2 separate regions of the Mus musculus genome follow, and region 2 is linked to region 1. A link is a loop called in an ENCODE intact Hi-C map of the cell type or tissue named here. Cell type or tissue: left cerebral cortex. All regions are shown on one strand. Links, peaks and the distances in the headings refer to the core of each region. The heading gives the core; the rest is flanking DNA. Region 1 overlaps D16Ertd472e (DNA segment, Chr 16, ERATO Doi 472, expressed). Region 2 holds the start of Gm24861 (a small nuclear RNA gene).

The links. Hi-C counts contacts between places; a loop is a spot of excess contacts. Peaks named below come from ENCODE experiments on the same cell type or tissue, not always from the same donor. Only the 100,000 strongest peaks of a DNase experiment are listed, where the experiment ranks them.
Region 2: a loop joins it to region 1, with 2.8 times the contacts of the local background. A loop is called at or near these places in 4 of 42 quality-filtered maps.

What each region holds. Positions count from the first base shown.
Region 1 is chr16:78,525,746-78,541,078 of GRCm38, reverse strand. D16Ertd472e (DNA segment, Chr 16, ERATO Doi 472, expressed) reads left to right here. Exons shown (of 5, transcript NM_001252439.1): 5 at 1-743. Among named protein-coding and RNA genes, the nearest start is that of 4930478L05Rik, 27 kb to the left of the region's middle. In left cerebral cortex, for the core only: no CTCF peak of the experiment used is centred there; a DNase peak (open chromatin) is centred at 6,948.
Region 2 is chr16:78,620,769-78,636,101 of GRCm38, reverse strand. It overlaps Gm24861 (a small nuclear RNA gene), which reads right to left and starts at 11,355; the gene lies at 11,249-11,355. In left cerebral cortex, for the core only: a CTCF peak has its summit at 9,065 (motif pointing right); a DNase peak (open chromatin) is centred at 9,104.

The DNA of each region.
Region 1 (15,333 bases), core at 5,823-8,322:
TTCCCCAATTCCTTTCGGTTCCCCGGCTGACATCAGCCTTCACCTGAGCAACCCCAGGCCGTGCCCACCTTGATAGGAACCGATCACGTGGGTGTAGACAGTTAAGATTTTTAGACATTTAATTTGTAAATGTTTTCACTGATATTTTTAGTTTGAAGAAAACTCCAATTAGCAAAGTAGTTTAATTTCAAACTAGTTTGAAATTTCTCAGTAATTTCCCCCCAATTTCAAGGTTACCAACGAGAAGCAAAGATGTCCTGGAGACAGACTCATTTAAAGCTGCACCAGCCACTGTGCACCAAGTGTAGTGGATTTAGCTTTGAAGATCGGATTGGTTTGATTTCTTGTTTTTTTCCCCTGCCCTACTGCCTCCAGAGGAGGTGGCTTTAAAAAGTGCTTCGTAGTGATGTGTGTGTGTGTGTGTGTGTGTGTGTGTGTGTGTGTGTGTGAGACAGAGACAGTGACAGCGACAGCGAAACCTGGCTGCATCTGCAGCAGTCCTTGAACTTCAATGTGTGCTTTGAAAACTTCTTTTCAGCAATGTTGCTGCCATTTAGAAAGCGAAAATGAAACTGCCGTGATCAAAGCTAAGTTGGTCTCCAAAAGAAACAAAAAGATTATTTTGTCTTCGTCCGGGTTATATGCAATTTATATATTTGTATTCTGCTTTGAAACTGTAACTAGATAAGTCTGTCTACTATTTTTAACTTTACAAGAATAAAACAAATATTTTGGTAGCTATCTCCGAGCCTCGGTTGATTTTCTTACATTTCTGTGTTTACTGGCGGCAGGCACACCAGGCCGCATGTGTCTTGTGGAGGTCAGAAGCTTCTAGAATCAGTTCTGTCCTCCTACCACGCGGGTCTCAAGGATCAAGCTCAGGTTCTCAGACTTCACAGCAAGCCTCTTTACCTGCTGAGCCATATTTCCAGCCCCAGTCAGTGTAAAAAGAGCAGACCTACCTGCTTGCTTCTCTGCCTCCCTCCCTCCCTCCCTCCCTCCCTCCCTCCCTCCCTCCCTCCCTCCCTTCCTTCCTCTCCTCCCTCTTCTTTCTCCTTCTCCCTTCCTCTTCCTCCTTCTTTCTTCTTTTTAATCATATAGCTTGCCTACCCTGAAACTTTTATATAATCTTATGCTGTGTGATGGATTGTATATGCTCGGCCCAGGGAGTGGCACTGTTTGGCGGTGTGGCCTTGTTGGAGTAGGTGTGTCTCTGGGTGTGGGCTTTAAGACCCTGATCCTAGCTACCTGGAAGCCAGTCTTCCACTAGCAGCCTTCAGATGAAGTTGTAGAACTCTCAGCTCTGCCTGCACCATTCCTGCCTGGATGCTGCCATGTTCCTGCCTTGATGATGGTGGATTGAACTTCTGAACTTGGAAGCCAGCCCCAATTAAATGTTGTCCTTTATAAGACTTGCCTTGGTCAAAAGTGTAGATGCTTCATTCCTCCTTAGAATAGGGAACAAAATACCCATGGAAGGAGTTATAGAGACAAAGTTTGGAGCTAAGAGGAAAGGATGGACCATCCAGAGACTACCCCACCCCAGGGATCCATCCCATAATCAGCCACCAAACGCAGACACTATTGCATACGTCAGCAAGATTTTGCTGAATGTGCCAGTGACTGGTAAACACAGAAGTGGATGCTCAGTGTCAGCTATTGGATGGATCACAGGGCCCCCAATGGAGGAGCTAGAGAAAGTAACCAAGGAGCTGAAGGGGTCTGCAACCCTATAGGTGGAACAACAATATGAACTAACCAGTACCCCCAGAGCTTGTGTCTCTAGCTGCATATGTAGCACATGATGGCCTAGTCGGAAAGAGAGGCCCCTAGGTCTTGCAATCTTTATATGCCCCAGTACAGGGGAACACCAGGGTCAAGAAGTGGGAGTGGATGGGTAGGAGAGCGGGACAGGGGGAGGGTATAGGGAACTTTTGGGATAGCATTTGAAATGTAAATAAAGAAAATATCTAATAAAAAAATTAAAAAAAAAAGACTTGCCTTGGTCATAGTGTCTGTTCACAGCAGTAAAACCCTAACTAAAATACTCTGTATCCAGTTAGCTGCTTCAACAATTTGAATTTGACTGTTTTGTTTTGTTTGGGGGGGGGGGCTTGTTTTCTTTTGTTTTTCCCCAAGTTGAGCTACTAAGAATAAAACTTTAGAGGGCTGGAGAGATGGCTCTGGTTAAGAGCCCTGACTGTTCTCCCAGAGGACACAGGTTCAAGTCCCAGAGTCCCCAGGGCTGCTAATAACTGAACCTGCAGTTCCCAGCGGATCCAGTACCTTCTTTTGTCCTCCATGGGGGTCAGACACACAGGTGGTGTGCAGATATCTAAGCAAGCAAAATATTCATATACACCAAATAAAAATTTGTAAAAATGAATAAAACACACCTATATTTCAGTTGGCTTTTTAAAAAACATTTGAAATAAGGAAAGAGTGTATTAGTCAAAAATCCTTGTGGTTAGCATAATGAATCAATATTAAATTAGCCTTTTCTCATTCATGATTGAATTTTTATTAGGAGTGAAGAGGTGGCTCGTGGCTAAGAGCACTTGCAAGAGGACCATCTCACTGTCTGTGGTGTGCAATGGAGGCCAGGGGACAGCTTTGTGACGTCAGTTCACCTGCCTCTACCCACTGAGCCATCCCACCTGTCCTTCATCAGTGACTTTTAAAGTCATTTTATGATGCTTATATGGTGATAATTTAAAACTAAGAAAAACAGACAGTTGTGGAAAAGGTCAGAAGTAGATTACACCATAAGTAATATCAAAGAATTGAAACACTGAATGTGTTGCGAAAATGTGAATCACCCTGGGAAGTCTCAGAAATCTAACCCTAAACCCTGTTTAGAGGTGCATGCCTGTGGTCTAACACTCAGGAGGCTAAAGGCTCAGGAACTCAAGGTCACCCTTGGGCTTTCTAACAAGTTGGGAGCCAGACGGCTACATAAGACTGTCTGAAAAATAAATCCTTTAATAATACCTAATATTCTTGAGTGATAGCACTACATCAGGAAAGGAAAGAGATGAAGAGTGGAGTTTGTAAAAGTTGCCAGGAAGTGTACCAGACCACAAGCGAAGTTTTACTGTTTAGCCACACTTAAAAGAAATTCGTCGTGACTTCTCTCAGCCTCAGCTCACTAAGAAGCTCTGTTCTTACTCGGTTGTCCGAACTGCCTCGTTTCAAACTAGCTCTGAAATTGTTCTCCCTTATTTCTTCAGTGACCTGTTAGAACCTAGATGTCTTTACAGGTGTCTTGGAGCCTGGCAAGGACTTCTAAACATAGTGAATAAAAACAAAAACAAAAAACAAAAAACAAACAAACAAAAAAAAAAACCAAGAGGGACCCTGAGGGCAGAGCAACGCCCTTTTTATGTAAATGATACTCTAAATAAGAAGGTGTTCAAAGACTACATGTTTACAGTCTGATCTAAATGCTATCTGAGGTTTTTGCCAGCTTGAAGTTTCAGTTTTATATCACTAAAATTTTGTGGATGTGCTATTTGGGGGATGTGGCATAGGGTACCAAGTTTATCTCTAGATACTTGCTATCCTGACTGCTTTGCATCTGGGTTTTCCCAGCCGCAGCTTTTGAAGCCGTGCTACTGCCTAAGGGGATTCCCATGCCGAGAGAGCATCAGTGTTGCCCGTAGGAACATCCATTATCCTTAGGCATAGAATGAGACATAAGCCACTGGCCTCCCGTATTGCTTGCTATAAATCTGACTGGACATAGCACTTCGTTACTTTTGGCTTGCTTCATTTCCCAGCATTCTACGTGATCTTACAAAACTTAAACTCTTCCCACCTTAATGCAATTAGTAAGACTAATTCTTCAGCCTGCAACAGAAGCTGTGTGACACCTGCCTCTGGTCCAGTCCCCTCCTTAGAAATCTTATGGAATTGTTTTCTAAGAGTAAACTGCTAAGGACCATTGGATTTGTGTAAACTGTGGCTCAGGACTACATGGCTACTTGTTGAGTCAAGTAAAAGTGACAGGAATTTCTAAAGAAGTTAAATCTCCTGGTAGTGTGCATGCCACTTTGACCACTAAAGACGTTCTTGGTTACCAGGAGGGGGGCGTTCGAGACCTGCCACTGTCTTAATTAGGCTTGCTGTTTCCGTGATAAGACAGTATGACCAAAAGCAACTTGGGGAGGACTGGGTTTATCTTATCTTATACTTTAGCTTACATTTTATTGCTTATGGAAGGCAGGGACCTGGGGGCAGGAACTGATACAGAGGACATGGAAGAGGGCTGCTTACTCTCTTGCTCAGTCTGCCTTCTTATAAGACCCAGGACCACCATCCTAGGGATGGCACCACCACAGTGGTCTGGGCTGTCCCTCATCCATCACTAACTTTACGAATACACTACAAGCCAATCTTATAGAGGCATTTTCTCAACTGGGATTCCCTCTTACCACATGACTAGCTTGTGTCAAGATGACCCAAACCACCACATCCATTCATAACTAAACGCATTCAGCATCTATGTACTGAGTTCATGAAAGGGTTGGTCCAAGAAAACCAGTAATGGTCACGGCGAGACAGGCCTGTATTCTTCTTGGTAGTACTAAATGACTACCATCATCGTTAAATGATCAGCAAGTATCACAGTACATCGAGCATCTGTGGAATGGATGAATACGTGAAAAACTTCAGAGGCAGAACCAGGATTGAATGTCTCCTAAGAGTGTGTAAGTAGGTATTCCACAAAATGCCCGAGCCACTCTTCCAGTGACTCAGTAATACAGGTATTAGCTGCATTTCCTGTTGCAGTGATAGACTACCCTTCTTTTAAAAAACAACTCAAGGAAGGAAGGGTTTATTGCACCTCACAGTTTGGGAGGATACAGTCTTCTGTGGTAAGGAAATCATGGAGGCAGGGGGTTAAGGAATCTGGTCACACTGCACCAAGCGTCAAGAAGCAGGGGATGATGAACTTCTATACATGGCTACCTCTCTCCTTTCATCAAAGAATGAGGTCCTGATGCTGGAGCTGTAGGGCAGTGGCAAAATACTTGCTTAGCATGCACAGGAGCCTGGGTTCAAGCCCCAGTAAAAGAGTGTGGGATTTGGCAGGGATTAAGTCCAGGACTTAAACCCAAGGAATGGTGACACTCCTCCTTGTAGGGTATGTCTTCCTGCCTCTGTTAACCTCCTCTGGGTAAACCCTCACAGTTGTACACAGGGAATTGCATATCTGGTCAAGTTGACAGTCAGTCGTATCCATTGCACTATCATTATTTCCACATGGCTTCTCCATTACAGCTCCCTGACTATCTGGGGCCTCTGGGAACTGATACTTTCTCGGCCTCCCAGTTCTCCTCTAAATTGGTGGTGGTTCTCTCTTTTTTTTTTTTTTAATTTTTAAAATTTTTTAAAATTATTTTTTATTTTTGGTTTTTTTGATTTTCGAGACAGGGTGTCTCTGTGTAGCTCTGGCTGTCCTGGAACTCACTCTGTAGACCAGGCTGGCCTCAAACTCAGAAATCCACCTGCCTCTGCCTCTGCCTCTGCCTCTGCCTCTGCCTCTGCCTCTGCCTCTGCCTCTGCCTCTCTGCCTCTGCCCCTCTGCCCCTCTGCCCCTCTGCCCCTCTGCCCCTCTGCCCCTCTGCCCCTCTGCCCCTCTGCCCCTCTGCCCCTCTGCCCCTCTGCCCCTCTGCCCCTCTGCCCGTCTGCCCCTCTGCCCCTCTGCCTCTCTGCCTCTGCCTCTCTGCCTCTCTGCCTCTGCCTCTCTGCCTCTCTGCCTCTCTGCCTCCCAAGTGCTAGGATTAAAGGTGTTCTCTCAATTTCAAGTTTCTGTCAAGCTGAGGCCTCATCCTCAGCTTTCCTCAATCAGTTGAGAAACTGGAGATTTTTAATTCCCAGGGGACACTGATGCTGCCTACACTTACCACCATCCCAGAGTTTGTGGGGAATTGCAGGCTGGTCTCCAGTCGAGCTGAGGTCTGAACCCCAATGATCATAATTCACCTTCATGACACGGTAGGCTTTCCCTCATGCTCCTGGAACTCTGGCCCCTGCCTAAGTTACCACCCACCACAGCCCCCACAAGAGATGCATAGTCAGTAGTCAAGTAAGCAATGGCCCAACCTTCTGACCTTCAGGCTAAACTCCTCCCCAGTTACCTAGCAACAGTGAAGACCATAAAAAGGGGCTGTTAGGCCCCCACCTCACTCTCTTACTCCTTTGTCCCCTTATCTCTCACTTCTCTCTCCCCTTTCTCTTTTTTCTTCTCCTCTTCTCTCACTTCTCTCTTCTCTCTCTCCCCCCCCCCTCTTTCCCCTGCATTTCTATAATAAAGCTCTTAAACCATAGAGAGTCTCTGCTCCATTTAGATCCGCTGCACCACTCTAGACAGTGTTGAGAATCTCTCTTCCCTTATCCCTCTTTCCCATACCCCCGGGGTTACAGGGTGTGGCCCTGGGGCCCCCAGGTCAGGGGCTGCCCCTTATCCACCCCCCCACAGTGTGGGTCAGAGGCTTAAATGCTCACGGGGGCCGTGTGGAAAGCGTCTCGGCAATCCCCCAACGCCTGGGTCCGCCTGCCCAGAGCACAGGAACTCTAGCTGGACATTGGGCCCCTTATCCTCCCCCACTTCTCCCTGGGCCCCCCTTTATTTTGTTCCCACAAAAGTTCTCCTCCCAAAGGGATGTGGCAATCCTGCTCCTTAGCATATCACTGTTGCCTGCAGAACTGCAGAACCAAAGTCGATGCCCTTCCCCTTGATCACGTGAAGCCTTCATCTGACATCCACGTGTTCTCCCTTTCAAATTTTTCAATCAAAGAATTAGGTCAGGATGCTGGAGATGTAGGTCAGTGGCAGAATATTCCACTTAGCATGCACAGGACCCTGATTATTCGATCTCCCAATAAAGGAGTGTGGCGTTTGGCAGACGCAATGCAGAGAGAGTGTGAACTGGAAGTCCAGAAGGTCATCAATTCAAGAGCTGACCATCAGTGCTGGACTGCTTCCAACAATGCTCCTGCCTCCTAAAGGTTCCACAACTTCCCCCAAACAGTGCCAAGGAGAGAGACTGTGTCCAAATACCCAAGTCTGTAAGGTAGATCTCTGAGTCTCACCACATAAGGTATTTTTTTTTAATAATTTAAGTAAAGTTAAACTGATTAAATTGAGCTGCACTGGAACAAATCTGAAATTTGATACATCTGTCTCTCAAGAAGAAAATTCACAAAACCCTTATGCAACAGATGAAATTTCAAGTGTGGGATTTAAAAAATAATAACTTTTAAAGCTACTGCAAATGCCATATGGGAAAAATGAGACTTCTTTAATTTATTCTTTTTTTGCAGATTGATTTATTTTTATGTGTATGAGTGTTTACCACATTGTGACTAGTTCCCACAGAGAACAGAATAGAGCACGGGATCCCTTGGAACTGGACAGTCGTGAGCCACCACGTGGGTGCCGGGAACAGAATTTGGGTCTTCTGCAAGAGTAGCAACTGCTCTTAACTTCTGAGCCATCTCTCCAGCCGGTATTTTTTTTTTTCATGAATATGTGTTTGTGAATTTGTTCATGTGTATGCATATGAGGCGCGGGGAGGGGGGGGGGGCTACACATGGAGGCCAAAGGTCAGCCTTGGGTGTTTTCCTCAGTCGATGTCTTCCTTCTCACCTTGTTTTTGCAGACAGTGTCTCTCGCTGAGCCTGGAGCTCACTGCTTAGCTAGACTCGACAGTTAGCTATGTGGATCTACCTGTCTCAGTCTACTCAGTATGAGATTACAGTCTCGTGCCACCAGACCCTAGATTTTGTATGGGGGCTAGGTAGACAAAATCAGCCCCCAACCAAGCTACTTTACCAACCAAACCATGTTGCCCATTTTATTTTATTTTATTTCCTCCTTTCTTTCTTTTCTTTAATTCTTCTCTTTCTTTCTTTCTTTCCTTCTTTCTTTTCTTCTTCTTCTTCTTCTTCTTCTTCTTCTTCTTCTTCTTCTTCTTCCTCTTCTCTTCCTCCTCCTCCTCCTCCTCCTCCTTCTTCTTCTTCTTCTTCTCTCTCTCTCTGTCTCTCTCTGTCTCTGTCTCTGTCTGTCTCTCTCTCTCTGTCTGTCTCTCTCTCTCTGTCTGTCTCTCTCTCTCTCTGTTTCACAAGCAGGTTTTGTTTGTCCTCTCAGATTATACCAGATACAGGGGGTCTAAGACTGTCCTGAAGGCCCAATCATTATATGCTGATTCTTCGCTGGGAGGGAATTTGGGAAGTCTGTTGCCTAGAATGAAGTAGCTTTATTAGAAAAGTCAGCATAGAGGATATGGAAGATAGCCAAGATGGAGTTCATATGTCCCAAAGTCTATCTGTAGCTTCAAAGCAAAGAACAGACAGTACGGTAAGAGGAGACAACTGAACAATGATAAGGGTGGAAAAGGAAATTCCCATGGGCACGAGAGGGATTGCTACCTGACATTCAGAGGTTTGTCGCTAAGCCTCCTTTGCCACTACTGGGCAACTGTCTGACTCTCTTAAACATTGTTGTCTAACCTGTCAAAAGTGGGAGTGAATGTGATCCTTAAGGATCCAGTGTCCTACAGCTATGATGAATTTTAAGGAAAGTGCAAATGGCAAACCATCCCAGGCCCTGCATGCACAGCAGAATAGAGCTGAGCACCCACAAAGGAAGTGTGGTTTCATTCAAGAGGAAGCTGGAGCCTTTACAAGAAAGCAAACAAAAGACGGCCACATTACCCTGCTTCATAAGCAGAGATGCAACTCTCTGTATATGATTTGAAGGCATTTCAGTTAAAGACAGAAACATGTCTGTAGCTTTAACACCTTGTGACGCTAACACTTTTCTCTGTCAGACAAAACTAATGAAAAAGAATGTTTTTTTCAGGACTATACAAGATGCTGATTCATGAACAGCGCATGCTTTCAAAGCTGACTCACTTTCATCTCAGCAATGCAAAGGCAGCCGGTCGCCTTTAGAAGAACATCCTTTGTTTGAGTCACAGAATTGTCTTTTATTCTGGGCTAATACCATCTCCGCCATCTACCATCCACTGCTCTGTCTGGAAAGGATAATGGCAGGCAGTTGCTTGGATTTTCCTTTTCCTTATTGGCTATTTTTATTTGTCTTGAATCATTTTAGTTTATGATAGTTAATCTTACTTGTTTCTTTGGATGGTTCGATTACGAGATAACTGAGAACTCTGTAAAGCACAAGGCTGGCCATGTCTGGGAAGGCCTTTCTAGAGTTGATTGGCCCAGCTCTTGACATGGGCAGCGCCACCTCTGGGAAGCTGCTTTTTGTCAGTGGACATGGGAAGCAGCAGCCTGGGAGAAACTTAGCAGGAAGATGAAGTAGGATAGGGAGTTACATGCAAGCTCGGGATGTAGATCGAGTCATCTGAACTGATTCTCACGCAGTCCTGGATGGTAGAAGACCACTCATGCTCCCCAAGACTGACAAGGTGAACAACTATATTGCTTGCTGGCTCTCTCGCTGTGGGAGTATTTTTTTGTTCCTTTCAGCCCTGATTAGGTGGCTCTGAAACGAGGAAAGGCAACATCTGGGGCTCCTGCTAAGTTTCTGTCAACTGTTGCTGCCATATTCTGCTTCACACAAACACAGAAAAATGGGTGGAGGAGGTGTGTGTGTGTGTGTGTGTGTGTGTGTGTGTGTGTGCACACCATGGACTGAAAAGCTTCCCGCATTTAAACAGATGCGCAGAGGAGCAGCTGAGCTAGAGAAACGCAGGTCCCTTTTTCCTGTCTCCTTTTCATCTCCATACTTGTGTGAACAAACCATGAGGCTGTAGACCCACAACCTTCAGAACTACAGTGCATTTCATCCATGCATGGAAGGATTCCCTGTCGCAGAGTGATCTCTTCTCAGAAGACAAAATAAGCCAACGTGTGGGTCTGACTCTCATAGCCAGCAACTAGATATGGAGGAGGGTTTTCTAGAGTCTCACGAGCTAGAGCTAAGAATTGATTTGATCTTGTTTTATTTTTATTTTTCTAGAAGAGAACTTTAGTTAAAAATAATAAAATGGGCACAGGTGGCACAGACAATGCTATGAAGAGCCAAGTATGTGGTGGAGAGATGAGGGGGGGGGAGGGAGGAAGAGAGAGGGAGGGAGGGAGAGAGAGAGAATCAGAATGGTTGGTGCACGGTGAAGAGAGGCAGAACTGGAGATGACAAGAGGGTGGTGAGGAACAGCCTAATGTGAGTAGCCTGCAGCGCCACCTGAGACTATGGTAATGGCCCAGTCCATGCCGCTAATGAGGGCCATGTCTGCTTCCCTGGCCTTGGAACAGCAGGAGTCTGTGTGGATGTCCATGGCCCTTGTTACCTTCAAAAGCCATGCAGATGTCCCTGTTCTAGGCTGCCGTTTGGGGCCATGTGGATGTACAAGGGCTTTGAAGAACCTGGCCCTGCTTTTTGAAGCCTGCAACAGTCATGAGAGCTGTTTGTCTCTGGCTGTGTAGTGGTACAGGTGTGGGAGAGATCACACACATACACATACCACCACCACCACCATCCTGCCACCTATTCCTCACTTAAGAATGGAGGTAGACCTGGCCCTGGTACCATGGGTATGGGTGAGTTGGCGCTAAGAACGTTAGAGTGGGAGAGCTGTCCCTACCCCTTGCCAGCTATAGCACTCTGGTAAGCTGGCCACTCCCCTTGCTGGAGCAGCACTAGAGAGCTGGTGGTGTGCGTACAGGAGAACTAGCCCCAATGGCATGGGTGTTGGAGAATTGGTCATGCCCCTTGCAGGCTGCCACAGGCAAGAGATCTGATCCTGCTCTTTGCCTGGGCAAAGAGGGAGAGCTAGCCAGGTAGTATGGGCAGGCACTAGAGAGCTGTTGGGCTGACCAAGTCAGCTACTTCCCAAGCCCAGATCTGAGGTTTTGAGTTTGCTTGCCCCATCATTGACCCCATCTATGGACTGCTGGAGCACATGAAGGGGCCATTCCTGCAGAACCAAAGCTGCAGGAACTCTACGACCCAAGGCAGCAACAGGGATATCGAGAAGAGTCCTGGTGAGGATCCAGTATTGATGGTGTAGCAGAAGCCAGAGGCCTTGAACAAGACCAACAAGTCACTGCAATAAACATTTGGAAGTAAAGCTGTTTGGGAAAAGGGATCTACTGTGGGACACAGTGACACACCAAGTGTCCATGAGGAGATTTTTTTTTTTAATTTTGTGTGTGTGTGTGTGTGTGTGTGTGTGTGTGTGTGTGTTCAGGGAGGTTGCAAGAGCAGAGGGCAGGTATGGAGGGATGGGAAAATGGATGGGATTGGAGTGCATGATGGGAAATTCACAAAGAACCAATCAAAAGTTTTGAAAAAGCATTATTATTATTATTATTATTATTATTATGAAGTCACTGCAGTTTAAAAATAACAATAATCATAAAACAAAACCTTTCAAGAGTAACACAGCATATGTGAGAGCAGAATTGCTCCTGATTGATCTGAAATTGGTCACACCAGTTGGGCAAAGTCTCCTTCAAGTCTACCTCAGTGATTCTCCTTGCAGGCCCCCAACTGCTACCAAGATCCCCTGAGGCAATGCTGAGACACCTGAAGCAGGGAAGTCGCCAATGCCCTGATTCCTCAGTTGCCTAGAACACACTCATGCAGTCTACAGTTTGTTAGTCACAGACATGACCCACACGCTCCATCTCCTGGTTTCTTTTCCAATAGCTTTCATGCATATGCCACCTTCACCTGGACACCTAGACAGCTGCTGCTGCTGCTGCTGCTGCTGCTCCTCCTCCTCCTCCTCCTCCTCTCCCCCTTCCCCTTCTGCTTTTGTCCCATGAGAGCCATTTCTCATTAAATTTCTCTATACTCTGAGGAATCACAGAACAAGCCAGGGGAGAACAGATATCTGGGAACGGAATTAACAGGGCAAACCTTTTAGTGAATCAAGAGGTATCTTAAATGTTATTGTTTATATGGCAGACAATCAGGATAGATTGAGAAGACTTCACAGGAGAATAGAGTAAAGATCTATCCTCCTTACCTCAAAACTCCATTGCCAGAAAAATCCATTACTGTGGAATTTCAACCCGTGTAACCATCTGTAGCTGTTACCTGACGATGGGGTGGTTAGCCTGTTGATTCTAACTGGTTTTTCAAAGTAGGGGAGATATAGCTACTAGTTGGATATTTGGAGATTTGTGTATGATATGTTTGAGATTCCTATAACAGAACTAAAGTGCAATGGTGTGTACAAAAGCCTATGTCCCTCATTTTGCAAGTAATTTTCATTGCAAGAGATCAGACATTTCTATATTTCGTACTGGAACCAATGAGAAGGCTAAACAAGCCGTGCAAGAAACAAACTCAGAGAGAAGCCAAATTCTACCCTCTTCTGTTAATGAATTTGGAATGGGAGCCCGGGTAGACAATTAAGCAGGATCTGAAACTCTTAGGGTAAGTAGCCCTCTTCTTAGTCATTACCACTAACCTGATGCCAATTAGAAGTAAGTGGAGGCTTCATCCAATTACCCTCTCCTAGCTTTCCTGGACTGCTAAAGGACAGAAAGAGAACAAACCGTTCTGCTGAGCAAGAATTCTCATCTGTAAGTGACCTGTGGTTTGATCCCATCTCTGAGGGTTCCGATCTGTCAACCTAACAGTAAAAATACTAGAGATAGTATCAGAAAAATACCCGAAGAAATCCCCCATATGGTCCTGGGACTTCTGTCTTTGTTTGTGGACCTATTCAGTTCTAGAGCTGCTCTTTACTGTAAGGTAGGTGTCCACAGAGGCTTGGAGAGGTGAAAGGCTGTCAGGTCTGGTGCAAACAGGAGGTCTTACCTGGGATGCCTTGACACAGACTGCCAACTCTAGACTTTGATAAGGAGGGTACCCATGAGGGAGAGCAGCAGCAGAGAGAGGTGGGGCCTGTCAGTAGGAAGTCAGTGCCCCAGCAAGCATATACAGAAGAGACAGGGGAGCCAAAGGACGATGGATTGGATAGAAGAAGCTGACCAAGAAGAAAATATATTAAGGATAACAGAATTTGAGCATCTTAACCCATAAGGAGAACTAAAATGAACCTATGTGTCTAGAATGAAAATAATGAGGTAAACACTTACCTGTCTAAATAGATGACACATAATGGGAATGCCCACATACATGATTCCCCTGTATGCCTTTCCACTGAGAGCCAGGGAAACTGACTTCAAAACAAACCAACGAGTAATACCTAGAGCTTAAGTCTTACCTTACTTTCTGCTTTTTATTTTGTTTTGGTTTCTGTTGTGATTGTACATGGGCTTATTTTCTGTGTGTTTAGAGAGTGTATGTGGGCACATCACTCATGTGCATATGTGTGCATTTATATATGTAGGCCATGGTCTACACTGGCTATCTTTGCAGTTCACTACCCCACGTTATATTTTTGAGACAGAATCCCTCACTGAGCCTGGAACTCACCAAGTTGCTAGTTGAGATCTATGGCCAGCATGCTCCAGGAATCTTGCTGTCTCTGCATCCCCAGTGCTGGGACTACGGGAACACTACCAGAATTCACCTTTCTGCATCTAGTCTTCATTATCACATAGCAAGCAGTGTACCAAATGAGACATCTCCCCAGCCTGGTTTGCTTATTTGAAAGAGGGTTCCGTGTAGACCTCAGCCATGCTATATAGGTGAGAATTACCTTAAACTCCTGAACTTCCTGCCTCCATCTGTTCAGTGCTCGGATCACCAGCTCTAGGTTTCTTAAAGCTGAGTCGGAGCTCCTTGGGAGATGGTACAAGCCAGTGAGTCTGGAGCATCTTTGTTCTGGTTGGATTTGTGATGTCTCTGATATTTGTGACCATTGTTACCTCCAAAGAGATGTCAGATCTAAAGTCCATCTATCTACTCTCAGAATCATGAGAAACCAACTTCTTTACATATGTTGAAAAGGTTTCAAATTCTGGCTATACCATTAATGATCCGAAAAACCCACAATGAAAAGGGACACTACACCCAGAACTCCCAGGGACTAAGCCATGAACAAAGGAGTACACATGGCTGCAGCAGCATATGTAGCAGAGGATGGCCTTGTTAGGTATGAAATGGGAGGAGAGGTCCTTGGTCTTATGAAGGCTTAATAGATGCCCCAGTGTAGGGGAATTGAGGGCAGGGAGGTGGGTGGCAGAACACCCTCAGAGAAGCAGCGGGAGAGAGGATGTGATAGGGTGTTTCCGGGAAGGAGGGAAACCAGGAAAGGGGGATAACATTTGAAGTGTAAATTTTAAAAAATCCAATATAAAAAAAGAAAAGAAAAGAAATAATTTAAAAAGAAAAGAAAGGAAAAGAAAAGAAGAGGAAAGAAAAGGGACACTAACTGCTGTATGAAAGGCCATGTTATATGAATTAACTCACTGTCTTATTTAGGGTTTCCATTGCTGTGAAGAGACACCATAACCAAGGCACACTCTCTTATATTGGGACAGCATTTAATTGGGGCTGGTTTACAGTGTCAGAGGTTGAGTCTGTTATCCTCATAGCAGGAAGCATGGCAGCTTCCAGGCATACATGGTGATAGGGAAGGAGCAGAGAGTTCTATCTACATCTTGATTTAACTGCAGCCAGAAGAGGACTATCTTCCAGACAGCTAGGAGGCAGTTTCTCAAAGCCCACCCCCACAGTGATGTACTTCCTCCAACAAGGCCACACCTCCTAATAGTGCAACTCCCTGGGCCCAGCATATTCAATCCACCACATTCCACTCCCTGGCACTAATGGCTTGTTCAAACACATGAGTCTATGGGGTCCATACCAACCATTAGCATAATGCAAAATATATTTAGTACAACTTCAAAAGTCCCCATAGACTTATCAGTTTCAACAATGTTTAAAAATCCAAAGTTCAAAGTCTCTTCTGAGATTCATCCAATCATTTAACTGTAATCCCCTATAAAATCAAAATCAAAAAGCCTCATCACATACCTCAAGCGCCACAGGATATGCATCATCATTCCTAAATGCCATTATCAATGAGGAAATACTGGACAAAAAAAAAAAAAAAAAAAGACTAAAAACCAGCTAGGCAAATCCCAAACTCTGCATCTCTATGTCTGATGTCAACGTGTTCTTCAGATCTCCAACTCCTTTCTGTTTTGTTGACTACAACACAATTCTTTTTCTTTGGCTGGTTCTACTCCCTGATAGTGGTTTTCCTTGGCAGGCATCCCATGGCTCTGACATCTCTAACATTTTGGGGTATCCAAGGCAACTTTAACATTACAGCTTCTTGTTCCAGTGTCTGGAATCCACACACAATCTTCTATGTTCCTCCAAATGGCTTGGGTCACATCTCCAGCTCTGTCCCCTGTATCCCT
Region 2 (15,333 bases), core at 7,691-10,190, 93 kb before region 1:
TCTTCATATGAGTCCCTAAGTAAAGCGGAGGCTGTCGACTCGGTCTCTGTTCCCTGCCATTGGGTCCCCTTACCCTTACCTGGACTGCCTGTTTAGGTCTCAGTGGGAGGGGATGTGCCTAGTCCTACTAGGACTAGATGCCCCAGGGTGGGGTGGTACCTAAGGGGGCTTTCTGTTCTCTGGGGAGAAGGGGAGGGGGCAAGGGGGAATGATTTGTACGTGAGAGACTGGAGAGGAAGGAGAGGCTATGATTGGATGCAAAGTGAATGTAAAAAATAACTTTAAAAAGAGAAAGATCTCTGCAAGCCCTAGACAAAGGTTCTAGACTTTTTTTTTATGGAGGCCTTTTTAAATTTTTTTTCTTTTTCTTTTATTATTAGGTATTTATTTCATTTACATTTCCAATGCTATCCCAAAAGTCCCCCACACCCTCCCACACCCACTCCCCCACCCACCCTCTCGCACCTCTTGGCCCTGGCGTTCCCCTGTACTGAGGCATATAAGGTCTGCACGACCAATGGGCCTCTCTTTCCACTGATGGTCGACCAGGTCATCTTCTGATACACATGCAGCTAGAGACAGGAACTAGGGCAGTTGGAAGTCCAAGTCCCGTTTATAGAGACAGCTTTGGAATGCGTACTGAATCTCTGTACTGCAGTGGCCACTAGAGGGCGCATCAAACGACAGTCTCAGAGAGACCCTGCCAGCCTTTTCCTTTTGCCCAGCAAAACAGGTGCCTTTTCCTCTTGGTTTGTTTGCCCTGATTACATATTAATGCACTCTCTGAAGCACCCTTTTTCACACTTTGTGCTTCAGATAATTCTTTTCATATTTCACACTCCAAGACTGTCTTAATCCTGAGTTCCAATTGTTTTAGTTAATTGAGACCACAGGAGTAAAAGAATGATCATTGGCTGGTGTCTTTCTCTTCTCATGAACCTGAATTTTTAACCGTGTGTGTGTGTGTGTGTGTGTGTGTGTGTGTGTGTGTGTGTGTATGTGTGAGAGAGAGAGAGAGAGAGAGAGAGAGAGAGAGAGAGAGGGAGATGTATATTCATGCATGAATATATGTGTGTATAAATATGTATTGAGTATGAATGTGTGCATATGTGTATGTGAAAATGTGAATATACATGTAGATACATGTATATATGTGAAAGTGTGTGCCTGTGTAAGAATATGAGTCTGTGTATGAATGTATGTATATTTGTAAATACATATTTGAATTAGCATATTCTGAGCATCTATGTGGATAAATGGATGGATGTGTGTGTGAATGTGTAAACGTAGGTATGCAGGTATAGGTGTATACACGCACATGACATAGCAATGATGTAGAAATTGGAGAACAACTTCGGGTGCTGGTTCTTCCGTCCTCCCACCTTGTTTGAGGCACGGTCTCTTGCTCTGTGCAGCCCAGACGGGCCAGCTTGACCAAGAACACAGTAGGGTGATTATGAGTGTTTCAAGCTGGATGTGGTGGAATACACACAGTAAAGGCAGGAGACACTATATTAGCTCTCTGGAATCATTGGCTCCCTAGACAAACAAGCTTTATAGAACTTTCTGCTTTGTGCTTGCTGAAAAGTTATCTTCCAAACCAGTCACAGACCAAGGCAATACAGCTCAGACTCGTCACGTGTGTGCAGTCGCCATTACAATTGAGAACTTCTCCCTTCCCCTGTGGTCAACTCGCGTCAAGTTCATAACTCTACAGCAGGCATGGAAAAGAAGATTTGCTTCCTTTCTCTTCCTTGTTTTCCTCTCTATTTCTTCTCCACGGGTCAAGCCTAGGAAAGAGAATTTGGCAGGAAAAGGCATAGCTCTTTTTAGGTGGCACAAGTATGACCTTGTATCACAGTCCTCTGTTGGGCTACGCCATATTGTTCTCTAAAGGACACCTTCCCATTGGGCTGTGCCAACAGCGTTTCCCACTGGGATGCATCAACTGCCTTTCCCACTGGGCTGTGCCAACTGTGTTTCCCACCGGGATGCACCAACCACCTGCCATGCAGCTGGCCACTACTCCTCTCCTCTCACTCCTTCACAATTGCCTTCACCACGCGGCTCTCTCTGGAGTAGGGTTTGGGTCTGTTCTCAATGTTCAGAAAGCTTTAACGAGCACCACACAACCACTCCTCTATCTACACCTCAGCACTTTGCTTCCTAGCCGACACTTCGGCTCCTAAGGGAAGACCCACCTCCAGCCATCACCTATCACCGCTAGCTTCCTCAGGCACAAGCTAACTGTGATTCTGGTCTTCCTTGAAGAAGACCCAAGCACACCTAGGGACCAAACCAGTAAGCAACATTCCTCCGTGGTCACTGCCTCCTCTGCCGCCTCCAGTTTCCTGCTTTGGCTTCCTTTGATGACAGACAGAAACCTGTAAGCCACAAATGACCTTTCCCTCCGTAAGTTGCTTTGGGCCATGGTGTTTATCACAGCGACAGGGAAACAATCCAGGAGGAAGACTTTTGTTAAAACTCAAAAGCAAGGGAACTCATCATATGTCCTTACGTGGCTGTGAGAAACCTACTTTACTCTTTGAAATTCTATTTTGAAAGTCCATAAAATGAGGCCCCTTCCCAGCACCTACTGCACTAGGCTTTGGTACAAACTAAGTGTTATGAAGCAGAATTGGGCAGCCAGAGAAGCAAAAGTAAGACCACATTACCTCTCCATGGGAACCCACTATGGCTCTAGTAAAAGAACAGCCTCAAAGCTCAGGAACGGGAAAAGTCACTTTCCTTTCCTCATTCCTAACACAGAGCTTACAAGTCCTGTGATGGCTTGAGTGAGAAAGGCTCATCATATATTTCAGGCTTGGTCCCCAGCTGATGGACTTTTTGAGAAGGATTAGGAGGTGTGTCCTTCTTACAGGAGGTGAGCTGCTGGGGGTGGACTTTAAGGTTTCAAAAGCTCTCTCTCTCTCTCTCTCTCTCTCTCTCTCTCTCTCTCTCTCTCTCCCTCCCTCCCTCCCTCCCTCCCTCCCTCCCTCCCTCTCTCCCTCCCACCCTCTCTCTTCTCCTGCCAGCTTCCTTTAATAAAAGTTACCTCGGTCGTAGTATCTCTGCATGCCAATAGAACCATAACTACTTGATGTATTGCTTTCTGATTTCTCAAAATAACAACAGTATTAACTTACCACATAAATATAGTCTTAACATACCACACTAGCAACCTGCTGTTAGAAGCATGCATAATTGTAAAGTACCTTGATTAATAATCCTAACAGTCTTCTCACCCGAGTTAGTATGAGTGAGTTTCAGGTTGGACCATCCTGAGCGTCTCTTCTGATTCCATGCCTCATGTGACTCATGTGACTCGTGTGACTCATGTGCTGCTTGCTTTGAAGCCATTGGAGCCCCAGCAAGTAATTCCAGGCTGTGCAGCAGTCTAGTCCCCCTGCCACCACATTGAAAGTCACAGAGCAAATTCCCTGTGGAATGCTCTTTCTCCAACAGGGGATATGAGACATCAGTGAGGTAGCCTGTAACTTGCCCTCAAACCCTCTATCCAATGGGGTTATCCTAAGGCATGAACTCTCTTTAGGGCCACATGGCAGTGACCCACAAACAGAGCATGTTGAACTGCCTTCTGTCCTTCCCTGTCTCTCTTCGCCTTTCATCTACTGTGCCAGCACCAGCCTGTATATCCTAATTAAGAATGATCATTTAAATCTTATATAAGACTCTTTGTTACGAAATGTGAATGAAAAATAAAAACACGTCATAATTCATATTTCCTTTTATTCTAAACTGAATTCAGATAATCAACTTACTTTTTTAAAAAATATATAAACTCTGAGTTTGTTCTGTGATAATTTTGTATAGTAAAAGTCTATCATGCACTATGATGAATTAAGACACTTATAACCTACTCAGAGTACCACCCTAGCCCAAAAATACCGTTCCTTGCCCAGGCTTGCACTACAGATTCTCAACTGGTCTTCCTGATTCCACCCTTTGCCTCGTCAGCACATTCTCCTCATTGCTGTCAGCATGACCGCAGCAGTTGGGACATGCTAACTACCGTAAACAACCCCTTGTTCCAATGCTTCACACAGCACACATATTATTTAGACAAGCCACACAGTTAGTTCAGTGAAAGACAAAGGTCACTTGGAAGCTTGGTTCAACTGCTTTTGATCTAGTGATTTCTCTACTCTGTGAAATTTGTAGTCACAGCCCAGTCCTCTCTGACCATCACCAGCAAGAGCCTGTCATGGAAGGCTGTACACAAGAGGTTTAGGCATCTGGCCACAAAAGGACATGCATCACCTCGGCCCAGTGCTCCACTTGATGTTTTGCTTCTTGTGTCAGCTTTATGGTGATTTTGGATAAGACTAACATTTAAATTGGTGGCGTTTGGATAAAGTTAATCACCCTCCATAATGAAGGTCAGCTTCTGCCAGATAACCGAAGGCCTTAATAGACTAAAAAGACCAATTGTCTCAAGTAAGATGGAATTCTTCCGAGGATGGTCTTCAGATAACATCTGTATCAGCTTTCTTGTTCTCCAATGACCCAGCTCACATAGAAGATTTAAGACTCATAGTATTTCACAACTATATGGACAAATTCACACACACACACACACACACACACACACACACACACACACACATAGCCACATGACTAATATGCCCCCACTGACTAGAAGTTAGTCATATTAGACATAGCTCCAGGGGAGCTTTGAAACACAAGCCATTCAGACGCATGAAGAGTGACACGCAGTGACACTTAAAGCAGAGCTGACTGCACAGTTTTCCTGTGATGAATCCACCACAGTGTGTTGTCTGATGAATTCTCCTTATGGAACGCACGACCAGCTTCAAGTCTCCTAATACACTAAGCATCTCCTTTTCCCCTCCGTTTTACAGATCCATGCCCCATCACAGTTGGCGGTGACCCTTTTAGCTTTAACAAAAAATCTCTGCTACTTCAGAGACACCACTGAGAGTTAAGACTCCCTCTATATCCACACTGTATTAGTTGCTTTTTCATTGCTGGAGGAAAGATATAAGAGATAAATCCCATCATGGTGAGAAAGACATTATCGGGAAGCACAGACCAAGAAGCTGAAGCCAGCTTGTTCACATTGCACCCAATCAGGAAGCAGAGAGTGGAGGAGTAATTGGTCTCTATTCATTTTCTCCCTTTTATGAAATCTGGGGCCTCAGCCCATTGACTGGTACCATCCACATTTAGGGAAAGTCTTCCCACCTCAATCCAATAAAATCAAGAACAAGTTACACCCTATATACGAAGTCACAAAGTAAAGAGTCCCACTCCAAAGGGGAAGACTGGGGCATAGGAAGGAATTAGTGGACTAAGCAATGAAGAAGGAAGAAGAAGGAAGACCAAAGTGTGGATACTTCAGTCCTTTTAGAAGGGGGAACAAAATACCTACAGGAGGAGATACCGAGACAATGTGAGGAGCAGAGACTGAAGGAAAGGCCATCCAGAGACTGCCCCACCTGGGAATCCATCCTATATACAGTTACCAAACCCAGTCATGATTGTGAATACCAACAAGTGCATGCTGACAGGAGCCTGATATAGCTGTTTCCTGAGAGACAGGCCACAGCCTGATAAATGCAGAGGTGGATGCTTGTAGCCAATTATTGGACTGAGGACAGGGTCCCCAATGGAGGAGTTGGAGAAAGGATTGAAGGAGCAAAAGGGGTTTGCAGCCCCATAGGAGGAGCAACAATATCAACCAACCAGACCTCCCCCAGAGCTCCCAGGGACTAAACCACCAACAAAAGAGTACACATGGAGGGCCCCATGGCTCCAGCTGTAGCAGAGGATGGCCTTGTCGGGCATCAATGGGAGGAGAGGCCCTTGGTTCTGTGAAGGCTCTGTGCCCCAGTGTAGAGGAATGCCAGGGCAGGGAGGCAAGAGTGGGTGGGTGGGTGGGTGGCAGAGCACTCTCATAGAAGCAGGGGGAGTGAAGATAAGATAGGGGTTTTCAGAGAGGAGACCAGGAAAGGGAATAACACTTGAAATGTAAATAAAGAAAATAACTAATAAAAAAAAATTTTTTAAGAAAAGTAAACTACGCCAAACTGATCTCCAGCAGAGCGCAACCACCAAATCCTACAGTTCTGTGCCCAGCATCTGAGGTGACGGGCTTGGGGATTTAGATGCCTGTGACTACAGGGGACATTTCTCACTCATACTGCCACGTGATAGAATTAATTGCACATAAGAGTGACTCTGAGAGACCAGATCTATCACAAGTTTCCAGGCTACTCCCCAACAAGCTGGTACCTGGCACTTGTTTCCAGTTCTAAGGAAACTAGGAAACGGCATTGCTGGGTATCTGGGATGGTGATTCCAGAGACAATGGAGGTGTGGCAGGGCCAATTAGAAGTTCTGACCCCAGACAGAATAAATGGATAAGTGGGAGAAGCCTAGGAGAACTGCCATCAAGGGCAGCTCCCCCCTGATTCCTGGAAGCTGTAGTGTGAGCTTCCGTTCCAGACCACAGTGGGGTAAGATTGCTGAAACCAGAAGCCATTCACTGCTCCTCCTTAAAGGTGTCTAAGCCAGGCTTTCTGTCACACAGACAAGAAAATGACACAGTACTTAGTTTATGCAATGTATTTTTTAAAATCTCTTTCAATTCATCGCTTTCTGAGAGAATTTTTGCTGTGTCTCGGGTCCCTACATATTTTGTAAATGAGGCAATGACCACCCTTTACTATGAAATATCTTTCCAAGTATGTTCCTCCAGCAACTGGTATTAAAAGAGAGAGAGTGTATGTGTATGCTTCTTTATGGAGCAAAGGGTGGGGGTCCTTACTGCCTGTTAGTGAATTTCAGACTTGGCTTAATTCAATGCTTCTCTTCTACATCACAAACCAGTGAGCATACAAATATGCTGTGCTCTGTCATCTGTGCACCCAGAGAATTAGACTATATCACACGTGCTTGTTCTTTTACTATGACAGCTCCATAAGCAATGTTATATTAAAATGCCAATCTATTGGTGGAAAAAAAAAAGAACACTCTTCTGGTGTGTCTGAGAACAGCCACAGTATACTTACATATAATAAATAATAAATCTTTTTTGAAAAAAAGATAGATGTTCATGACTTTATAATTCACGGACTCAAACTTAACGTGGCCTGGCTATAAACCCTAGTAATAAACTGACTGCTAGCGCACCTCCATGCTTCATAATAAAGCAAACCCGTCCCCGTCTCCCTCCTTACAAAATACCTAGGCTATCTCTGTTCTGATAAACATAGAAACTAATGAAGCAGGGAGTCTTTATGAAAAGACTCTCTTTATGAAAGAATAACTCCAAAAGTATGTCAACAGCTACTGTTCATCATCTACGCGAATGGAAAATCAGAAAGTGAAAGAAATAACATGGCTGTTCAACACAAAATGAAAATTTATATTTCAAATAAATGACAGGTCGGATTGATATTTATTACACTGCGTGGGAACTTATTTTTACTTGTAAGTCACAGAAACTCTTCTCAAACGAGATACTGAAAGCCAAGATGCTTGTACTGCAGAAGTGGGCTGGCTGAAACCTGGACCAGGAGCAACAGAAAGCACCAGAGATATAGGGCTATGAGGCCCAAAGAGCCATGGTCAGAATAGGATAACAAAAAGCGTGAAAGCTGGCAGCAAGAGTGTCCCTCTCCCCCTCACTTCTTGCCACGTGCTTAGTGGCAGAATTGTGTAAACGTGGTGTGATAGGTGTTTTACCCTAAGAACTGCTTCAGAAATGGAGCGTTTTCTCTCTAATTCTTTACCCCATCTGGCTTTTGTGGGATGGCTGACATCTCTGTAGTACAAGGCTAGGATGAACGTTGCCATGGCTCCAGGTATTCCTGATGCCCCAACCTTTGGGGCTTCTATGAATGTACCTGCTAGCCCAGGTCCCCAAAACTGCTAGAGCAAACTGGTTGGTGTTCTCACAAGTCCTATTTGACACCTCTCTTCTGGGCTCATCTGTTCAGTCAATTTCTCGCTTTTATCCCCTGTCTTAAACACTCAGGTTTCTGCTTCCTGAGGGATGGGGGAGAAACAGGTCGTGTTAAGTAAATATGTGTGGTGGTTTGGATGAAAAATTATCACCTCCCTGAGTTTCAGGCATTTCAAACATCAGTCCCTAGTTGGTAGTGAGAACTTTTAGGAGGTGGGGACTTGACGGAGGAAGGTGAGCCGAACTTTGAGAGGTCGGAGCCTAGCTCCACACACAGTTTTATCCTTGTACTTCTTGTTCGCATTTGAAAACTTGGTCTCTCAGAGTTCTGCATAGGCAGCCTGCTGCTGTCCCTCACCTACCACCATGCATTCTAGAAGCACAAACTCAAATAAACTCTTGCTTCTTGCCTTGGTCACGGCTTTTTGACACAGCATCAGAAAAGTAATTAAAACAGGACTCTACCACCACGAAGCTACATCTCTATCCATTTATATTTTATACCAACCTACAACTAAATGACACTTAAGTCATTAGGAGTTATTGGCGTGAGGACAGGAAAGGAGCTGGACAGGTCACTGACTAAATCAAGACTCCAGTGGTGGCATCTGGAGGTGACAAATAAAGACGAAGCCATCAGAGCTTTTTTCTAAGAGTCAAATAAAGGGACAGAGTTCAAAAGAAATGGTGCCACTCATTAATGTTTTCTGTGGTGGAAAGGAGATGGGAGAAAACTGAAGACATTTCCTCCCATTTAATGAAGGAGTTTCAGTCTGCTAATTGGAATTAATAAATTAGTCATCCCTCAAATGAATTCTTCAACAAAGGCCAAAGTAAGTGAGTAATTGACTCTTTCACATTTGTGTGCAGTGAATATTATCAACTGGGCACATTGATTCTCCAGGTGTTTTCATTGTGACATACAGTGTCTACTTAAAGACTCTTCATGCAGTCAATACTGTATTTTATAGAAATCTGAAATTCTACTCCCTATAATTTCGCTCATGTGGAAAATGCATCCAGATTTCCAAAAGTAGAAAGAAATTATGGGAACATGTCCAAGTGCTAGACTTCTTAAAACGTGAGATAGATTTTAATTTTTAGTTCTTGAGTTGTGTCCACTAGAAGGCAGCAAAATTTTTCAGAAGAACATTGCACTTACTAGAGAGAGAAGTTATGAGGAAACCTGGATTGCTACTTGCTGATACACACAAAAGCATATTAGAGCCCCAGATAGCCACAGTGTGGGGAAATAGCTGGGGGTGGGGAGGGGGAATGCAGCAGAGACATGTCTCAGCAGTTAAAGATGCTTCCACTAAGCCTCATAGCCTGAGTTCAATACCCAGAACACACACGGTAGAAAGACTTCTATATGTTGCCCTCTGTGTCAGTGTGCAACCCACTCACAAATAAGCAAATATATAAATAAATAAATAAATGTTTAAAGCTTAAGACTTGGAATATTTGCTTCTTAAGACTAGAATATTCATGACTATCCTATTTCTTTTTATAGAATTTCAATGAAAATTATTATAGAGCATTTTACTTCAAAGCTTCAATGACAAGCTTTATTTTAGCTGAATATCCAGTTAACTTATAATTTCTCCATTTGATGCACATGATCTAAGCACTTCGCACAGCCAAATGCTTGACCTGACAATTGTTCCTTTATTGGCATGACAAAAGCCTGCCCACCTCACTGTGCCCGATGCATCTCTGTGTCTTTCTGGCTTCTTCAGAGAAGCAGCAGCAGAATCTTCAAAGTCTTTCTATCTCTCTCTCTCTCTCTGTTTGTGTCTCTCTCTGTCTCTCTGTCTCTGTCTGTCTCTGTCTCTCTCTCTCTCTCTCTCACACACACACACACACACAAACACACACACATATTCTCTTGTGTGTGTGTGTGTGTGTGTGTGTGTGTGTGTGTCTGTGAACATTTGTGCCCCCTGGGGAGTCAAGTCCAGAGGTCAAAGGACAATTTACAGGATTCTGTTATCTACCTCTACCATGTGGGTTGTGGGGATCAAACTTATGTCATCAGACTTGGTGGCAGGTATCAGTCAGTCCCTCCTTAGCCACCTCACCAGGTTCAGTCATGCACCATTTATGAAAAATTTTTGTGGTCTCTAGAGAAAATGGATATGTCTTTTACCTTAAACCCAATCAAGCCTGGCAAAAGAAAGGTCCTGGTTAGTTGACAGTTTACCATCTGGTTTCAGATGTAGAATACAGTCTTCATGTAGCATCTCCCCTGTCTAGCCACACACAATAGCACGTAAGGCATCCTTTAACTCAAAACTCTCATGATAATACATGGATTAATTTAGCCAGAAGGTATCTGCCCTACAAAATAAAATTTTCACGCATTCCTCCACACAGTTTGTTAATAATTTTAGGCTAAGTATAGGCAATACGTGGCACAGTGAGCCATTCTAATATTAACTCAATATTTTCCTCAATACTTCTGTGATGAAAATACTCAGACACAGAAGATAAAAACCACACTTAATTAGGATTTGGTGTAGGATGTTTTATCTGCCTTCACTTCTATCCATTTTCTCTATTCTTTCAGTTAAAAAACACACTTACTGTTTTATGGTATGTTAGCGAGATCATCTGCTCCTAGCAGAGCAGTTCCTCTGTCTGATCTTGGGCATGCACAGTGTTCTAATTAATGTCCACTCTTAGACACTGTCTTGCTGAAGCAGTTATCACCATTGTTCTCCAAAGTGCCACCTGCCACTTGCTGGTGTTCCAGGACCTCTGCATCCCATGAGAACTCTTGCTTTGTGTCTGCACTATATTTAGGTAAGAAAACACTTACTGCCCTCACATATGAATTGGAAGAAAAGCTAAGGAGTGGGCAAAAGTGAGAGACACCCCTCCAAGAAGTAATAGAGATGTTGTGTTTGCTGGCCTGAAGGAACAATTTTTGCCTTGGGTCTGAAGCTCATGAGCTGAATATCACGCTCAATACCAAGTGGGCAATATTATCACATGTCTTACTTTTAAGTATGAATAGTACAGTCCAGAAAAGTATCAAGAGAAAATTACTTTCTTTTTTTATTTATTATTTTTTTAATTAGGTATTTTCCGCATTTACATTTCTAATGCTATCTCAAAAGTCCCCCATACCCTCTCCCCCACTCCCCTACCCACCCACTCCCACTTTTTGGCCCTGGCGTTCCCCTGTACTGGGGCATATAAAGTTTGCAAGTCCAAAGGGCCTCTCTTTCCAGTGATGGCCGACTAGGCCATCTTTTGATACATATGCAGCTAGAGTCAAGAGCTCCGGGGTACAAAAATATGGAACGCTTCATGAATTCGCATGTCATCCTTGCGCAGGGGCCATGCTAATCTTCTCTGTATCGTTCCAATTTTAGTATATGTGCTGCCGAAGCGAGCACGAAAGTTACTTTCTAAAACATTTGTAGGATGTATTAATGACAAATCCAGAATGCCAGCTCCATCAAAGGTATGTTTTCCTTCACTTCAGATAATTTAATGTGTCTGTGATCTCTGATTTCTCAGCTGAAGTATCTTGAGCAGAGATAACTCCTGCTTTTTACAAACTGGTCTCAATAAATGTAAGAATTTGCAGTCATCTTTTATGTGAGACGACCATCTTGCCCAGATATGAAGGAAATGATGTATACTCCTGACAACACAGCTCTCTCGTCTCTGGTTCGTGCCTTGGCATACTTCCTACCATTATCTTATTGATTCAGTGTGGCGCGGACCCAGTCAGACTGACATTGAAGGGACAATTTAGCATGAATCAGTCATAGCCTCCTGGTGCTTAGTAAGAAATACATCAAAACCTATATCTTGGTAGATCTTCTTCCCAGTCACGTCAAGGGCCACTGGTGAAATATGATGAGGTTTGTACCACACTTTTCAAAGCCACTTTAAATGTATGTTTTGACCCGAGTACAATACTGATCTCTACAGAAAAGATGGCATGCCTTAACCTGTCAGTCTCACTTTTAGCAATGATAAATAGAGCCTCGCTTCAGTGACTTATAATACCACAAATTCTCTTGAAGATGGTAAATCAGCCATTATCTGTCACTTAAAGAATGTCTTTGGGGATGAAAGTCACGCCACATTATGTGCTATAGTTACAATTCATTTAAATATGGTAATTCTTTGTTTGACACCACCTAATCAAGATCAATACTTCGATGTTTACTATCTATTCTTCCACCTGTGTCAAAACTAACACGTGCAATAGTACATCCAATCACGGATTTAGCAAATATGTAATCAACTTTGACTTTTGCTATTTATGTTTCATGAATAGCTTTAATCAAGGACTCACTGTTCCTAAAAGTCTATTTAAAGTCTCTAACAAAATCATGGAAACACTATGTGGTATGGCTAATATGAAATGAGAGTCAAGGACATAACCCATTGTCTTAGCCTGAGTTCACAAGAAAAACACAAGCAGCCATATGGAGATCTCTCTCTCTCTCTCTCTCTCTCTCTCTCATTTAATTCATGAACATCTGGAGATTATATTCCAAGATTTCAGGGCATCCAAAAATATTCGTATCTAAGTCCAGAGATCTAAGAACCAAAAGGGTCAAATGTGTAACAGTTAAATAGGTCAGCAGGCTCAGAACCCAGAGAGGACTTGTGTTTACTCTCATGTGATATTGTTTGAATATTTCCTTCCTTCAAAACTTGATTTGAATTTCATTTGCCACTGCAACAATATTAATTAATGAGTGAGACTGTTAAAAAGATGAATTGATGCTGTTGTCATGTGACTGGGTTATCTTAGAAGAAAGTCTCTCTCCATCATCTACCCCTCTTTTGTCTTCCTTCCCTGTTGGCATTTGCTATGTGTGAGGACATAGTAAGAGAGCCTTTGCAAAATGCCAGCATCTTAATTTTGAATCTCGCAAACTTCTGACCTATGAGAACTAAATCCCTAGTAACTATGAATTACCCTGTCTTGGATCCTGGCTTCTATTTGACAGTACAGAATTGACAATGACAGAATTTGAAGGTGGGAAAAGATTAAGCTCCATCTCAAAGCAATCAAACAGAAGCCCTGGTTACCCGGCCTCTTTGTTTGACGTGGGAGTTCATCTGATTGGATGAGACCTGTTCTTATCAGGCTTGCCGGATTGTGTTAACATCAACTAGAACACCATCACCGTCTGCTGCTGAGGTCAGGCTCATAGGTCAGCATATGTCCTTCTCTAAGCTAGTCTGTACTGTGTGAAACAGTGACTTTCAGACTGTGCCTTGCTCCAAATCCATTGTGCAAGCAACTGTTGACTCTGTTTTCACCAAGGAGGACGACTGGGAACTTGGGTGAACACCATGCAGCAGAGACTGATAAATGACATATTATTCCTGGTTGTAGACAGGGTAGGACCTTATAAGTTTATCAGGGTGAATTGAGTATGTAGGGGCAAAGGGGCAGATTTAAGTTGTATCAAGAAAACCAAGCCCAAGAATTCATTAGATACATTAGTCCAAGAAAATGGTGTTACTCTCTCACTTGGATGCTGTACAATGACAGACACCTTGCACTGTCCCAGCAATGGCCCCTGTGGACCCTTCATCTGACACCTAGCATATGTGTAAGTAACCAGCACACAGAAAACTTCCAATTGTCCTTGGGGCTTCAGCTCAGCTAGATTCCCACTGTTTCAAAGCTGTATACAACTGTCATCTGCCCACTTGAATCTGTTACCCATCCATCTTCACATTCCTTCATCTGGACAAGAGCCTTCTCTTCCAATTCTGCAGTTGGACTCTGCTGTACAGTTCCACCTTCAAACCCTTGAGTCTTAGCAGACTGAAGCTACAGTAGCAATTCTTCCCTGTAGCCTATTCAGGTTTATTATATTTCTGACACAGACTCCACTTGTATTTGTATCAGTTCACTTCTAAAACTTGTTACAACTCTGCTGCAACCTCTTTACCCATTTGTATCCATTCTGTAGCCCCCATCCACATAGAGATACATAGATACAGACATTTGTAGTGTGTGATTGTGATCTAATGGTTGATAAAAGTAATTAAGATTGCCATAACAGAGCCTCTCCTTTTGTCATCCAGATTACTAAGGAAAGTGTAATGGGGGTGTGGATGGCCATCTGGGGGTTCACCAAGCCTGTTCCCTGGCATGGACAAAGAACTGAACATCTGGAAAAGGATGAATGGCAATTTGAATGTCCAGAAAAGACAGAAGACCAAGCCTTGGAGAGAGGGAAAGTAACAGCTTTGTCCCTTGGGAATGAGAAAGGTTGAAAGCTGGAAACACTCTAAAGGAAAGCTGGTTTGGGTCTTTATAGGGCCCCTGGGTCCTCTCCATCTTCCCAATGGTGTTGTTTAGCCACACCCCTATGTCTTCCCACCAGTTCACCTCACAAATTTCCCTAGCACAAGAAGCGACTATCTCAAAGAGTCTGCTTTCGCCTTCCTTGTCTGCCTATGTCCCTCTAACTTTCCTGCACATTAAAAGTGATGACTATTGAACTCAAGACCCAATACATGCTAAACATGTACCCTTCCACTGAGCTACATCATCAGCCCCTACATTTATTTTTAATGAATTAAATAACAACTGCCAGTGGTAAGTCTAATAACAGGTTAAACATTAAGTTAGAAATAAGAATAACTAATGATACATATAATATTTATAATATATCATATAATAAAATAACAACATAATATGATAATAAGCAATATAAAAAGTCTATGATTCTACAAATGACAAATTGGGGTACTTTAAATCCATCATTGAAAGATTTCCTTTTTTTAAGATTTATTTATTACTAAGGTTCCTCCTTAGGTCACAAACTTCCTTCTTCCTAGATAATGGTAAATTTCTGTGTAGGGCAGTGACTTAGCTATCCATGCCCAGGGTCGGATCAAAGACTGCCTAGAGTGTAACTTAGCTATATGTCAAAAAAAAATCAATCCTTAGGAGCACCTATAATAAAGCAATATTAAGAGAAAGCACACAGGTCTATTTACCACTAAAGCAAGGACACTGGAGCATTCGTTATACCGGATGCCACAGTTTCAGGAGACTAAGTTTCCGTGAACTTTTCTCCTCAGGACAGCGCCCAGGTTTGGGGGGCCTGTCACGACTGTCACTGCTAGAGTGGATGTAGCAGAGAGGGAGAGGTGAGAGATGTGATTCGATTCTGGCTCTGTATAGCAAGAGGATTTCCTAGGAAAAAGAGTATGATGAGGCATGAAACTGTGGGTCTGGCTCTCTCTCTCTCTCTCTCTCTCTCTCTCTCTCTCTCAGGACTTCTGGAAGAATGTCAGATAAGACTTGAGATGAGGAAAGATTTGGTCAGTCCAGTTGCTCAACCATGAATTGTCTAAGTGCACCCTCTCTGTTTCAGTCACTT